2 separate regions of the Mus musculus genome follow, and region 2 is linked to region 1. Evidence: chromatin loops called from intact Hi-C (ENCODE). Cell type or tissue: left cerebral cortex. All regions are shown on one strand.

Region 1 (8,000 bases):
AAAAATTGTTGAGGAACACACACACACACTCCAGGGTATATTGATGAATATGTTTTCTTTTTTTAATCATTTCTAATTTTATATTCAGAATATTTATATAAATAAAAACTCTTATAATAACTAATCTAGAGTTAAGAATTGATACATCCCCTAGAAACCAAAATTATGAGTCTTTATCATGTGTCTGATCTGCTGCTAGATATGTATGATATTTAATCATTATATCAACCTGACTACATGGGGTCTTTGTTTCTTTATTTTGTAGATGAATAAAGGTAAGTTTTGAAGACATTAAATGGCTCCCCAGAATCCAGACTGAGGTCCAGATCTTTCTGACCCTGTATCTACTTCCAAGTTCCTGGTCCCCCTGTTTGCACTCACAGCAGGACGGGAATCTTCTCACCTCACTACATGTCTCTTGCCACTTGAGTCACACTCTGGACTCACACACACTTGAACACACTCTTAGTGTGTGTTCCTGATCCCCCTGCAGCTCTGGTTCTTACAACCTGAGACAGAAACCTCCTAAATCTTTTCCCTCATTTCTCTAAAGTCAGACCTCAAGTTTTTACTACCTAGTGCCATAGATTCTAAGAGCTTGGCTGATTTGGGGAGTTATTATTGACTTTCACAAAGGTCTGTGTTGCATGCCTCCATTGTTAATGAAAGCATTAGCATGTGATACCGAAAGGTAACCAGGGGGTGAGTTCTTTTCACTTTTTCCTTAAGAACATCTGAATGGCCTTTCTCATAAATATAACCCTTTGCTCCAAGTCCTGCCTTTCTGGCAAAGGACTTTCAAATTGTCTCTGGCTCTGTGTTATAAAACCTAGTGTTCCCCTCTTAGTTGATTTATGTTTTCTTTTGCTTTTGTTGTTATTTAAGTTTTTAATTTCCTGAGACAAAATCTCACTGTCTAGATCAGGATGATCTCATAATTACCATGTAGCCCAAGTAGGCCTCAGACTCCTGGCATTCCTCTTGTCTCAGCTGCTCAGTACTAAGATTACAGGTATGAGGCACAATGCCTGGCTCTTTGTTTTACAGTTTGTTTATTCTATTGGCCTAGAACTGATATAATGCAGCATACAGGAAAGGGCAATTTGTGTGCCCAGTGAACAAGAAAAATCTCCGGGAGATACAGTGTAAGATGCTGTCAAGGACACCCATCTTCTCTGCTAGGGTAGAGAGAGACAGGTACTGCATGGTGCTCACAAAGATAAATCTGAAAAAATAAAAATTACATTAGAACAATGGATATAGCTTTCATCAGGCCTCTGCTGAGAAGGGAAACAAATAATATGATTTCATCAATGTTGTCTTATGTAAGTCACTGAGCTGCAGGGAAAAATCAGATCACCCAATCCAAACCCCAGCTTATTGTATGTAAGTTTTATTAGAAGGCTGGCTCACCCTTGCTCCTTCTCTGTAGGGCAATAACTGTAAATTCCACCCTATATGTTCACTTCTACATTGCATCTTCCGCTAATAAATACAGTTAATAATATTCTGAAATCAGACTCCCAGGTTGCTAGACTGTAATTGTACTGAGTGTGTGGTGAGCTGAATTTATTTGTTCATAAAGAAGTTAATTGGACAAGTAATCTTTGAGACATGTCTGAGAGAGAGAGAGAGAGAGAGAGAGAGAGAGAGAGAGAGAGAGAGAGCATGCACGTGCATGCACATGCCATGAAAACACAAAGGAGACTATGAGAGGAGAGAATGATATCTTAAGGGAAGAGAGAATAATGAGGTTCATATAATATAAAACAGCTGAGGCTGCTTCAGGAGAGAAAAGGCACCAGAACAGGGGTCATTAGCGGACAGTTAGGGAAGGAAAAGTATATGAAAATGTTGTAATGAAACATATTGCTTTGTATGCTGACTTAGAAATTTGATAAAAATAATAAATGCTGAAGATAGAAAAATTTGTTCATGTCTTTTCTGTCCTGCTTCTTGATTGGCACATTTTATGTAGAAGATGGCATAGACTGAAGTTTCTCTGTGGACCCAAAGAAACAGACATGGCCACCTCCAAAGTCATTCTTTTATGAAAACAGAAGAGGCCCTAACTGTAGCTCTGCCTGAACTATCAACATCAATGTACAACGTGTATTGGCAATGTTGTTTATTTTAATCACCATAATGATAATGCCACGTTGAATAGATAACAGCAAAATACGAGGGCTCAAAAAAAAACCAACTCATGAACAATGCATTCTTTGGCCATATATCTATTATCTGAATGCAAACATTTGCCTCCTCCCCCTTCATTTCATACACAAACACACAATCACATTTACAAATTCATATGTGCCAAGTGCCCATGAGAATTCTCAATTAGCTATTAGCAGTGGTTTTCAAGCTATTTGTCATGACACATCTGTGGGTTGCATATCAGATATCCTGCATATTAGATATTTATATTACAGTTCATAATAAGAGCAAAATTACAGTTATGATGTAGCAATGAAATGACTTGATGGTTAGGGTCACCACAACACAAGGAGCTTAATCAAGGGGTCATAGCAATCGCAAGGCTAAGAACCACTGTTCTAGAGCAACCAGAGGATTTGAAGGCTGCTCTCAGCGGTAGAGAATGAAACACCAGGTTCTTGGTACCCTAAGAATTGTACTGAATTAAATTCATGATGATTTGACAACAGGACAACTAGGTGGCTTGCTGGCTAATTGCAGCCTTGTCAATCTTCTTGTAGCTACTTATAGATCAATACTAGTTGTGAGCAGGTAGGTACCTCTGTGCCCATGTTGCATCCACAAAATTGAAGAAAGTGAAGCCACAAGCAGAGATTTCACATGGTCTATTTGTACCTGAACAAAGGAGACATAGGAAAGATGTGGACAATTTCACAACTGTCTCTGAGGACTCATATGTGAAACAGGCGAGAGTCTGCTGGTTTTTTGCTAGACTCATCTTTGCTTTGCTTTAATTTGCTCTCCAAATAAAACATTCCGGAACTGTCCTTTGGGGGCTGTTTCTATGGATTGGTTAGTTACTTTATTGACTGTGCATTAACAGTCTCTGAACCACGTGTTCTGCCTGTTGTTTTACTAAATTATACTTTGCAACCCAGACAGATGGTAGTGTCTATTTTAGCCAAACATTTTGTTGTGATTTTTCTTCTCACAAGTCTGATGTTTGCTAGTATCGTGTCTGTCTCATATCTTAGTACTAAACAACAAGAGGTCAAAATAGAGGGTACAGGAAAAAGCATGTGGGATTTCATTCCATTTATCCATTCATGACTTGGCTTGTTCTAAAAGCATTTAGTAGACACTCTCTTTGTGACAGATGCTGTAATCAACTTGCATTAAAAATCCTAGATCTTTCAGGGGCTAGAGATATGGCTCAGCAGACAAAGCACTTGCCATGCAAGCAAAAACACCTGTGTCCAGATCCCTAGCATTCATTTACAGCTGGTCACGGTGACATAGACCTGAAATCCTAGCACTGAGAAGGTGGTAACAGGAAGTTCCCTGGGGCCAAAATTGGCTAGTCAATGTAAAACTCTCTCTAGAAATAAGGTGGAGTGATTGAGGAAGATACTAATGTTTCTTATACTCATGAGTATGTAGAAACACACAGACACAGGTACATATTAACACATATGAGCGCATTCTAACTATACACGTGTACATGCACTGCATGTAAATTTATACATTCACAGGTACACATAGAAACACAGTCATGCATTACTCATAAACATATATACATGTACATATGCATTTATATGCAGACACACACACTTGTATATACACACATACACATGTACACATGCACCTACCTCCACATGAATGCATATGTGCATAAGCATGGATATACCTCCCCCTTCTTCCTTTTTCCCCACTTTCTTTTCATAAAGATGAACTCTGAGCCGGGCAGTGGTGGCACACGCCTTTAATCCCAGAACTTGGGAGGCAGAGGCAGGCAGATTTCTGAGTTCGAGGCCAGCCTGGTCTACAGACTGAGTTCCAGGACAGCCAGGCTACACAGAGAAAACCTGTCTCGAAAAACAAACAAAACAAAACACCCCCCCCTGAAAAACAAAAAAGATGAACTCTGATTCCTATGTCATAGGCATGAAAAAACCACAAGAGAGTCTAAAGTTAATTTCATCATATTCTGAGTATCGTGTCTGTGCTAATCTCCCTGAAGAGCTTTGCAGCAGGTTTTTCTTTTCCTTTTAATTTTTTTTAAGTGAACATCTCAGGTTTTGGGGAGTGCAACCTTTACTGGAGAGGAGGAAAGTAGGCACTTGACAGCAGGAGAGACAGAAGGGCAGAGCTTAAATTATATCATGTTTCCAAAATAATTCTCCCTCCCAAAACAACAGGGTGCTGCCTGCTGCTAAGGGGATTTAATCTTATAACTGCAACATTGTGTGAAAGAATGGAAGCACTGCATTCTGAAGGAGTTCTTACCATGTTAATTCTTCAGTCAAGAGTCCTATGTAATTCCTATTCTTATGCCATACACAGAAGCAACCAAACCCATAGTTGTTAACAGCAGCAACAAACCTCCACTGAATGCATCTTTTAAGTCAGACATCCAGGTGTTGTTACCCTGATGGTCTCTCACTCAAGCCCTTGCCCAAAGTAGTAGACCTACATGAGTGCCATTTTAACATGAAGGCTTTGAGCTCAGTGAGGGCAAGTGAGTTAACCAAGGTCATGCAGGAAAAGACAGAGACTCAAACCACATCTTTATGTCTCTAAAGTCCATGTATTAAATCCAGTACTAGTGTGAACTTGCTAACATCTCCCAGTCCTTCTGATTCTACCTTGGAAATGCCTGTCAAAGCCATGGACTGAACTAGAAATTCTCAAGTAAAAGGCATGTTATACAAAGAAGACTATTAGTTCTATCTGGCAAGATATCTGGTGACCATAAACCCCTGCCTTCTGGTGTTTATATCTTGGTAAAATACCCTTCTCTTGTATAAGTGGTTGATATTGTTTTGTATCCCCTAGAATATTGTAAAAGTGACTCTCATGATTAAAATGATTATAATACAATATTGATTAAGACTGTTATGAGCATATAATTCTAAAGTTGTGTGTGTGTGTGTTGTGTACATGTGTGTTCACATATTTTTGGATACACTTGCACATGTTGTGTATGTGTATCCATGTAGAGGCTAGAGATGGATACTGAGATCTTTCTTGATACATGGTTTTTTTTTTTTTTTTTTATCTGTTGTGATGTTCTCTCATTAAATCCAGAAATGAACCCACCAATTCAGCTATTCTAGCTGACCAACTAACCCAGGAGATTCCATGTTTTCATCTCGCAGACACTGGGATTTTATGGGTGGACCACCTTGCTTACCTGGATTTTATATGGGACTCTGGAGAGTCAAGCTCCAGTTCTTATGCTTGTGAGGCAAAAGTTTTAATTCCATTCTAGACTCTTAGTGGGTTTGAAAATGTAGGCAACATGCCAAGCATGTTTATATGATGAGAAGGCTATGGACAGGCTCCAGGGACCAACAGCAGCCTTCCAATGATGACCAGCTCAAAGCAGCGGCTGTCATTTGCACAACCACAAGTAGAATAATTCTGACAACATTCTGGTTAATCTTGGAAGCAGATTCTTATCTACTTGACTCTCTGGGTGAGAACATAGCCTGGCTGCCATTGTGATTGCATTCTTGTGAGACACTAAGCCATGCCTGGGTTCCAGATCCAAAGGGACTATGAAATAATAAACACTCTATTTTCAGTTGCTAAATGTGTATTGGGTCTCAACTCTCCCACTCCCTAACAATGGACAGTAAATAAATGCATTAACCTTTCTGTGCCTCCCTCTCTTCTACACTAAAGACTAATGTCGGAGAAGTAGGAACATTCACATCTTTTTCTTTGAGATTGAGGGGGAACAGGAAGCTATTTCACCAGATTAGGAGAAAGAAATGTAGGAAGCACATGGACCCTTACTGAAAGAACAGAGTCCCCACCTGCCTGGAGCAACCTGGCACCGTGTAGATGATCCAACAGCATGAACCTCAGTTAATGTGAGGGACAGACCTTCAGGAACTCTGTCACTGGCTGTGTTTGGAGTGCAATCCTCTGCACTTAGTCCTTCACTCCACCACCCATTGTCTTCCATTCTTTGTTCCATGGCTATAGTGAGAGAATATGGTGGGTTTCTTAGTTGGCCCTTTGGCCTGGGATTCAGATGAACTCCACCGGTTGGAGTCTGTTTTTTTCCCCATGGAACATAGAAAAGAGTTAGCCTCACATAACTTTATTTGGGTCACACTAGTGTATGTTTGATTATAGAAATCTTCTTACCTACTTTAAAGTCTGTCCAAAGTATAACATCTACCAGATGGTAACAGGACATTATTATGCCAAATGCAATCCTAGGAGTTCTCTCTGAGAGCAGGAACTGGTTGTTCAGAACTCTCTACTCTTTTTCAGTGCTGCTAAGAGTGCTGGAAAATACATTATGCTACAGCCCTCTGCAGAGGACTGGAGAGTGGCTTTCTTGCTTTTTTTTTGATAGGGAAAAAGAGATGCATTTAGCAGGGCTTTTATTTTTTTAACTTTCACTCAAGAGCAACAAAGAGACAGCTCTGAAATCTGCAAGATTCTCTGGAGACATCTTCCCTTCCTACCCCATTTCATTAACCTTTCTTCTGAGACTACTTATGAGTGCCTGGGTTTAATTAAGAATTTTAGTGTGCAGTACAGAGGGAGCCCATCTCTCCCCTTGGCGTGGGGCTTCATCTGATTTGTGTTGAGCACATACGTTTTTTGGAGAATTAATTATAATTGCATATGACAAAAGAAATAACTCTTTTGAAATGTCTTCAAATCCTTAATGCTGGTTTATTTGCAAGTAATGATGATAGCCATCAACATACTCAGTTCCAGTGGCCTCTACTATCTACCTAGTTTTGCATAGAGCAATACAATTCCAATTTCATAAAATTGGGGCTGGATGGTTCTTTGTTCTGCACTAAATATTACTTCAGAGATTTTAACAAAGAGTAGAGAGTGGTCTGTTACAGCAAACTGGACTCGTGCCACAGCCTTAAGTGGACATGGATAATATCTTAGTTCTAACAGGCTGCTGGCTTACCATTCAGGTTACTGCCTCCTAAGCAGTATAGATCATCAGAAGACCTCTTCTGTGTCAGGATGTTGTAAACAGTCAGGGGCCTTCCATAGGATTTTATTTCTAATTCAAAGCATTCTTTCAAGAATTTCTTCAAAATTTCTTTGGATTACACCAAGAGAACGCAGGTCAACTCTTGTCATAGATGATTAAAACAATACTATAGTTTATCATGAGCATTTGTACGCCTTTTAGGTCATTTTTGTATACATTAACCTGTTCTTGGTCTTCTAAGGAAGAGGAAAAGTGATATTACAAGGCAGTTTAATGGGTGTATTTCATTAAACACAGAAACCTTATAGGTTAGTTAAAATTAGTTATACTCTTTAGATTAGAAAACTTAGGCTCAAGATTTTTATTTTAGAATTCAGGATTCCCTTGACCTTACAGCCATAAATTTTTGGCACAGAAGGCTGAAGTTTGCCACAGTAGATCACTATTTAGATTCTTTCAATCTCAGCTTTTACTTCGTTAACAGAAAAGCATGGGCCTAGAAAGTACCATTTCATCATTAATATCTAGGTACAAGACTAATTTCAGTGAAATAGGAAAATGAGCATCTTCAACACTGAGTATTGACAGGAAGCTGTTCCATCTGATGAGGAGAACAAGTTGCATGAAGCATGTGGACCTTTACCTAATGGAAAATGAATTTCCATTTGGGGGCAGTATCATTCATTATCTTTACAGCTGTAAGGATTACCAGGACAATCAAAGAACAGGTGTAGTACCACAGTCTTCAAGTTCTCCTGCTATGCCCCTGGTACCCAGGATGCACTGGTAGAGATCCTAGACAGGCTTCATTGCAACTGGACAGGTGCTGCTAAGCCTCTAATGGGTCTCTACTCATTGGAGT
Region 2 (8,000 bases), 160 kb after region 1:
TCTCCTTTGAGAAAGCTCCTGCATTTTACATTGGGCACTTTCTCTGCTCTTCGTGGCTATCATCTTATTGATAACAGAACAGGAAGTTTCAGAAGAAAAACAGGCGCTGTGGTAAAGAATTTTTTTCTTGGGAAGCAATATTAGGAGAGGGTCATTATCCAGACTTAGACCCCTGATATGAATCCTTTAGAAGTAAGGAAGTGAGGCTGATGGTGGAGGATGGTCTCATTTTTACCATATGAGTCAAGAGGGCTACGTGTCAGTGCACTTAAAGGCATTGCAGGGATCCACCATTAGGGAGACATGAGGAGTAGCTGCAGAGAGCAGCCCAGGAAACACAGCCTGGATCCCTGTACATGTGCAAGGCAAGTCGGGAGTGCACTGCAGATATGCAGCCACTCTTGAATGGAGGTAGGTACTCGGGTGAAATCACGATTAAACAGCAGGTGAGGGTTAAGGTTTCTTCTTGGGATTTTTTCCCCTTAGCCTCATGTGCAGACTATGAATGTACCTTTCAGGGCCCACAGGAAAAGCTGAGAACAAATGTGAAGAAGAATTGCTGTCTCCATGATAACAAAACTCACAGTCTCGTGTTTCCATCTTAATCTGATGATCTGGGAGGAACTTTACATAGAAGAAGCACAATAGGAACCCATTTGGTGAAGTATTTTAGCAACTACCCTAAGTGTATATTACCGATTTAAGTGTATATTACTGATTCAAGTGTATATTACTGATTTAAGTGTATATTACTGATTTAAGTGTATATTAAGTGTATATTAAGTGTATATTACCGATTTAAAGCACAGGCACATTTGTCGGGGATAGGAATGAAAGTCAGGAAGTTTGTAAAGGTATAGTAAAGACAAGGAAGGATGTGTTTCAAGTTTGACATTAGAACTCTCAATTTGAATAAAGACACTCAGGGCATGTCAGGTTCTTTTACAATATTCTACAAATGTCAAGCCTGGAATAGGTATCCAGGGGTCCCCAGAGCCTGACCGAGTGAGAAGATAAACAGGTTCAGAGCAAAGGTCTGCCTGTAAAAATGTCCAATTGCAGTAATGAGCCCTTCAGTGCAGAACCACTCCAAAACCTAGGCTGCTCTCCCCTAACGAAATCTCACATGATGGAGAGATACCTTTACTTTCTTAGTCTAGCTAGTTTAAGAACTGAGATGCTAAGAGGGAAATACTTTGGGTCTCTAAGTCTATGATATTGTTTCTTAAACTGTGAATGTAGCCACTCCTTGCAGTAAGAATCAGGACTTGGAGAGAAATTAAAAAATCATTTCTCTTCTCTGAACCCTAGGAACCTAAAGACTTTTTCAGTCTTTCAATCTGTCAATCACAATCTCCTAGAAAGAAAGCAAATAAAATATTTTCTCATCATAGATCATGCTTTAAACTGCAACAGCTGTTTTCACAGTGGGGCTATTTCAAAGTCTGACCCTCGTGACTGTAAAAGTTATGTCAATGGAATTAGTAAAAGCTAATCTTCAGAAAATAGTATCCTAGGGGAACTGAGGATGTAGCTCAGTTTGTAGACTCCTTACCTAGGGTGCGTGTACCCTGGATGTGATCTCCAGATGCTTATCTGTAATCCCATCACTTGCTTGCTCTCTTTCCATATGTGCAGAAAGGTGTGTGTGTGTGTGTGTGTGTGTGTGTGTGTGTGTGTGTGTATGTGTATATAAATGCATACATATTTTAATCTAAAATAATTTATTATTTATATGCTTCATTATGAAGCACAAATAATTACAGATTTGAACATCAAAAGTCCACTGGATGATGCTGGAATTACCTTAGAATCCCATAAAGCCTGCATTTGAGAATTGGGACATTAGGGATTAAAAGAAAGAAGAAACCTGCCTAGGGAGGGTTCTGCAGTGAGCTGTTCAGATACGGGTTGTCTGTTTCAAGCTTAGCACAGTATTTCAGAAATATTCACAGAAAGATTTAGTAAAATGTGATTACATGGTAGGGATAGGAAGGTATGCAGTTCTCTGACCCTTGAGTCATGGGGATAGAACATGTGCTGCAGTTCTGAGAGGAAATGTTCTTTCCAGATAGAGTAAATACTTGAAAGAACTCAAGTCCAAGATCCATGCCCTGCCTCTTCTCTCTCTCTCTCTCTCTCTCTCTCTCTCTCTCTCTCTCTCTCTCTCTCTCCCTCTCCCCCTCTCTCTCTCTCTTTCCCTCTCTCTCTCTCTCTCTCTCTCTCTCTCTCTCTCTCTCTCTCTCTCTCTCTCTCTCTCACACACACACACACACACACACACACCAGATCTGTGAACATGTTCTCACACATGGATTAATGGATGGCTGTGAGGATGTGTGACCGACATTTTTCTCTTATGTCTTAGAGTTTGCTGCTAAAACATGCTGACACATGTCCTCTTAAATAAATACACTTTCTCATCTCTACTGATCTGTTTAGAAGTAGCAATGAATTTGTATGTGTGTGGGGGGAGGGGAGACAGAACACATTTGTCCTTAGAATTAAAAAAAAGCAACTAATTCAGAAAGATCTGGCAGGAGAAGAAAGGCATTTTATAAATTATCAATAAATCAGCATATAACCTTTTTCCTAAAATAAACTGCAGCTATTTATATAATCCAGGTGGAGACTGTGAGAAAGGAATTATACGCTAGAGAGATACAAAGAATCTTTGTTTTTGAAAGCAGATGTAAGATGCATGCCATATACATCTGCCAGTGTGGATGACTATTATACAGAAAAGTGACTCTCTTGAAACTCAAGCACATGATTCGCGTTTTTCTCCCTACCTCTCTATTTATATCATTGTTGTTGTATTTGAAATTACTCAAATTATATTCACAGGCCAGACTAGGACACATACAGAAGAAGTTGTATTTTATGACCAAAATTATCACCACTTAAATCTGCTTCCCCCCTCCAAGTTGCTAATGAATTGTTTTACAGGGTGAGAGCATCTTACCAAGAGACATTGTCATGGTCATGAACATGGTGACATTCTCTTAAGTACAGCAGAAACTAGGGGCACATTTGGACGTGGGGAGTGTCTGCCCCACTTGTTTCTATGATCCCAATTTTGGGGAGTAAAAGGTTTGCAAAGCACAATGCTGTGGACTCTGAAGTCCTTCTTGACTATAGCTAGAATTATATTGTTCCCTTGGACAACATTAAACTGTTGACAGCTGAGGCCACATGCTTTCCTGTAAGATGTGATGTTTCATTTTTGATGAGTTCATAAACTTTGAAACACAACAATGAAACTGTTATGGTAATGCACGCGTCTCATCCTGCTCTGCCACAGAAATCTTGATGCTCTGAGCTAAACAGGAAGCGTCCTGACAAGAAGACAAGTCAGATGAGCAGGGGAGGAGCGTGGAGGTCTAATCTCTGCAATTTTGTCAGTCTCCTAAGTCATTTGTCATGTTTCATCACATCATCTCAAGCTTTCTATCCCCTCTGGGACCTGGCTGATCAGCCCTGAAGCTTTTAGCTGTTGATGTGATAGGAAGCCTGCGCTCCCATGAGTGGAGCAGACTATTCTGTACGTGCAAGGCCCAAAGAGCCATTTCCACTCAGCACTTCTTTATTTAGCACGTCCTATGGGCATGCTTCCAATAAAGTCCTACTCCACACCAGGAAACTGGTTCATTAAGCTTGTGAAAGGGCAGGCTGGAGGAGGAAGGGTTGCTCACCAAAGCCATGAGTCCACCTAAGCCTAGAGTGACAGGAGATTGTGTGCCATTGACCCAGTTGGGGAGCATGTTAATGCTATACTGATATTTAGGGGAGATATTGAGATGATTCATATTTTGCTCTGAAGTAAATGTGGGAAGAGGAATTCTAAAGCTGAGGAAATTAGTACAAATTCCACGGGGAAGTATTTGGGATACACTGAGTGAATGTTTTTCTTGAACATCCAGGGTAAGGGAGATAAGGACAAAGGAGTTTAGGAATAGGTCATAATATGCTTTAAGAATGAGGACAAGAATTCATACTGATTCTACAGAGAGAGAAGTTCATATTACAGATTAGTAACCAGGAAGTGACATGGAGACACAGAATAGTAGACAGGATGTGACATAAGATCACAGTTTAAGAGAAAATAGGAAGTGAACCACAAGAGATAATAGGAAGTAACAATCAGAATCACGGGAGAGAACAGGAAATAAAGTAATAGCTTAGTAGAGACCAGAAGTGACATAGAGTCACCGGTAAGAACAGGAAATTACATAGTCAGAGTCAGAGGAGAGACCAGAAAGTGGGAGTGTTAGCTACAAGTGGGAGATTGGAGCTTCTGCTGCTGGTCTGCCAGATGAGCCCACCTCTCTGCCATCTGCCTGTTCTCCTGTGCCTGAGACTAATCATATTCCATCTGAATTTTACATTTTTCATATAAAACATACGCCCACACTCTAAAAGTGCTGCAGTCTAAGCTTATTCTTCCTTTTGAGAAATGGTTCATCCTCCTACTCAGTTGTTCAACTAAAGAACCAAATATAGAAAGCAATAGATCTTCCCATCCTCAAGTACTCCGTCTCCCACTTCCCACATCAAACCAATAATAACCTGCCTCCTACCCTGTGAGTCTGCTCAGGTCCTCTTACTCATTGCCATTCCCCTGGCTTAAAGCAAGACCTTGCCAACAAATCCAGCTAAAATTTCTTCTTCCCATTACAGCTTTCATGCAGCTGCTAGTTATGCTAAGACCATAATGTTAAATCCATGTAAGTTGGAACTGCTTAGATAAGCCCTCATTGCCAATGATGAAATGTATCCCTTCGACTGTCATGAAAGCATCTTCATGGACATGTCTGGACTTCTGTTTTCCAAGTATGTATTCTTCTTCTCACCACCACATTTTCCCACAAAAATGTATAGAGAACATAGTATGTCCTTTTCCTGATTGGCTAGCTCAGACCCATCCTCTAGGACCCAAGATGAATCTTCCCTTTCTTGCATCTTGACATCAATGATCTCATATTCTATACTGTATACTTTAACTCAGGAAACAGAGCTATCAAGTATGTCTAATTTGTTGGATTATAACAAGACAAGTTAGCAAATGGCCTTTCATATCAGACTGTGATCTGCTTAAAGATAGTGACAATCTGACTGATCTTGGTCTTCTGTCACTATGTATAAAGACACAGCTGAAGTTCTGTAGATCAAGGGAAGGACATAAATGATAATGGAACCTTGGTGTGAGAATAGCTCTCAGTGTGTTGTTTCTTTACCAGGGTCTCTGGTTGTCATTAAGTTTATTTTGCATTCTTCTAGGAAATGAGTTAACAAAGAAAGCATCAATGGTGATGTCTATGCAGAACCTATATGGGGTTACACCCACATATCACATTTTAAATAAGCACTTACATCCCTTTAAAGAGTAATGATTACTATTATATCTTAGAAATATAAACATGAGCTATGCAATGAATTTGTTATATTATTTGAGAATTTTCATCCCAGAATTTCAAACATTGCATCAATATATGATGCATTAGGGAAACATGGTCCCTATAGAATATATTCAAATTCGAGATTGTTCATTTGATTGCTTTCTGCATGGATGCCTTCTAGTAGGTTTTTCTTCCCCTTCCCTCTCTTGATCATCTATCTCTAGCAAGGACAGGTTTTGCATTTTGTTTGCAATATTGGATTTCATACAGAAGTAATCATTTGGCCATATATTTGTCCTGAAGTTTTTTTTCCCATTTTTTATTAGATATTTAGCTCATTTACATTTCCAATGCTATACCAAAAGTCCCCCATACCCACCCCACCCCCACTCCCCTACCCACCCACTCCCCCTTTTTGGCCCTGGCGTTCCCCTGTACTGGGGCATATAAAGTTTGCAAAGCCAATGGGCCTCTCTTTGCAGTGATGGCTGACTAGGCCATCTTTTGACTGAAGTTTTTACTCTACAATTTCTCAACAAGAATTCATTCTGGTCACATTTCTCATTGTGTCAGATGCAATGCTGATTCATGCTCAGCTTCTATGAGGCCTTCTTAGGTTGCTTTTATCCAAGTAGATTGTATAGCCAAAGCCATTTTAATACTGAGAGGTTGGAGAGCTTGGAGGGAACTTTGCTTGCCACAGGAACACATGGCATTTCTTTAGATTCAGGAGCCTAATATCACCTAACTTCACACTGTCTCCAAGGTTCACTTGCAGGAGAAGAAAGGTTAACCAGATACCTATCACAATAAGATGTTATTGAACGCAAAATAATGGTTCTAGGGAAAACTAGAGATTTTCGAACATTTAACAGGTACCAACTGTGGCTATTTCATCTACTTCTGATAGCAACGACTCTCTGTCTAATTCATAAGAAGGAAAGGGAGAAATTCAAAGACAAAATCCTCAAATAGGAAAGACAAGTGATGAAAATGGGTAATCTTTTCTCAATTGGTATTCTTCTTCCAAAGAATTCCTCCAGATTTTCTGAAACTTCCTGAAATTCACTTGTCAAGAACGAGACGCTCCTTCCCTTCCTGCTCACCAAACTCCTAAGAATTAATGCCATTGCTGGGATCATTCAAATGTCAACTCCTTCGACCTTGGTTCATAGTCAGCTCTACATTCGAGGAGGGAAACAGTCTCTACACACATGCCCTCTGGTCTGACTTGATGAGGCCCTCATTCTTGGCTCTCTATAAGGCTTCCTTGAGCCTGTTTCCATTCATGTGTAATAAGAATGATGACCATTGCATGACAGAGGTGGAGATCCTGCCCAGATCCTCTAATTTGATCTTTTTCTTTTACTTAGAAGTTACTCTCATTTGGAGTTTTGTCATCTCATGCCAGTTTGCACTGTGTTAAAAAGCTAGCCACCCTATACTAAATGGCAATGACAATTTCCAATCCAAACCAGTGAGAGATCAAACTAAGAAAGAAAATTAGGCAAATCTGGATAATACCAGATGCTGTCCTTTGGCCTCCCCATGTACTGAAACCCACCATAGGCATTCATGCACTAAGGTTGCCTTTTTATTTTTTTTTTCTCCTCTGTCTGCTTTCCTATTTCCCATTTAACCCCAGCAAGCTCATAAACAAAACAGCACAATCCAAACAACAAAAGAAGAACACTACACCACCAGCCCCTCCCCTCTGAGATAATTCAGAACCTGAGCCAAACAGCTACAGAATGGAGGCCAAGCATTCTCCTAGAGCCTGGGGGATGCTAAAGAGCAAGAGATGGCATTTGGGGTGATGGTGAATGGCCTATGAAGAGGAACCAGTGCTGATGAACTACTTATACACAAGTGGCCTGAAGAATGTTGGTTCTGGCAGGGACAATGCTGTCATCCCAAGCAATAAATGGCAGCCCTTTCTCTCCATTCCCTCCTTCTGGAGGTCCAAGTGTTCTGGAATGAATGAAGAACAATGAAGAATACCTGGGGCTAGCTGCCACTTCCACTCAGCCCTCTCTGGAGCTGGGAACTTTCCCAGAGAAATGTCAGTGGCTTGAGGTGATTTCTCTCTCGCTTTTTTTTTTTTAATTCTGCCACGCAAAATGTCAGACTTTCATATAAAAGTGGGTTGCAGGCAACTTTTGCCACAGAAACATTTTCAGTCACAGCATAATGACAGGTGGATCTGTCTCAGGGAAGGGTAACAGAGCAGGAGTCTGACCCCAGTTTCCCCTCAGGAAATACCAGATAAGGTAACACTAGGTCTGCTTTGCCTGAGGAATTCAGGTTGTGTTTTTAGTCTCTTCTGTTTTGGGAACAAAGGTGTTTTCATGGTTGAGTAGCAAGACCACTAAGGTATGAGAAATTGTGAAAGAGTCCTTACAGGATGTTGCTAGATGAATTTCTTTCAATCGATCAACATGACTCAACAGAAATCAATGGCTACCCGTTACAGACTATGAGATGCTGGTTGCTGTGGTCAACTACTCCACGTGAAGCAGCTTACAGGTGCTTTGGCTCACAGTTTAAAGGGACACAAGCTCACACAGAAAGGAAGTCATAAGGCAGCTGCTTACAATGCAT

Evidence for each region. Hi-C counts contacts between places; a loop is a spot of excess contacts. Peaks named below come from ENCODE experiments on the same cell type or tissue, not always from the same donor. Only the 100,000 strongest peaks of a DNase experiment are listed, where the experiment ranks them.
Region 2: it touches region 1 in a loop (4-fold over the local background); 2 of 42 quality-filtered maps call a loop at or near these places.

Annotation. Positions count from the first base shown.
Region 1 is chr9:16,269,326-16,277,325 of GRCm38, reverse strand. The region is part of intron 2 of Fat3 (FAT atypical cadherin 3); the gene reads left to right. Among named protein-coding and RNA genes, the nearest start is that of Fat3, 230 kb to the left of the region's middle. In left cerebral cortex, no CTCF peak of the experiment used is centred here; DNase peaks (open chromatin) are centred at 3,191, 4,342 and 6,421.
Region 2 is chr9:16,110,589-16,118,588 of GRCm38, reverse strand. All of the region lies in intron 3 of Fat3 (FAT atypical cadherin 3), which reads left to right. Among named protein-coding and RNA genes, the nearest start is that of Mtnr1b, 240 kb to the right of the region's middle. In left cerebral cortex, no CTCF peak of the experiment used is centred here; DNase peaks (open chromatin) are centred at 3,589, 4,451 and 6,048; H3K27ac peaks cover 2,153 bases.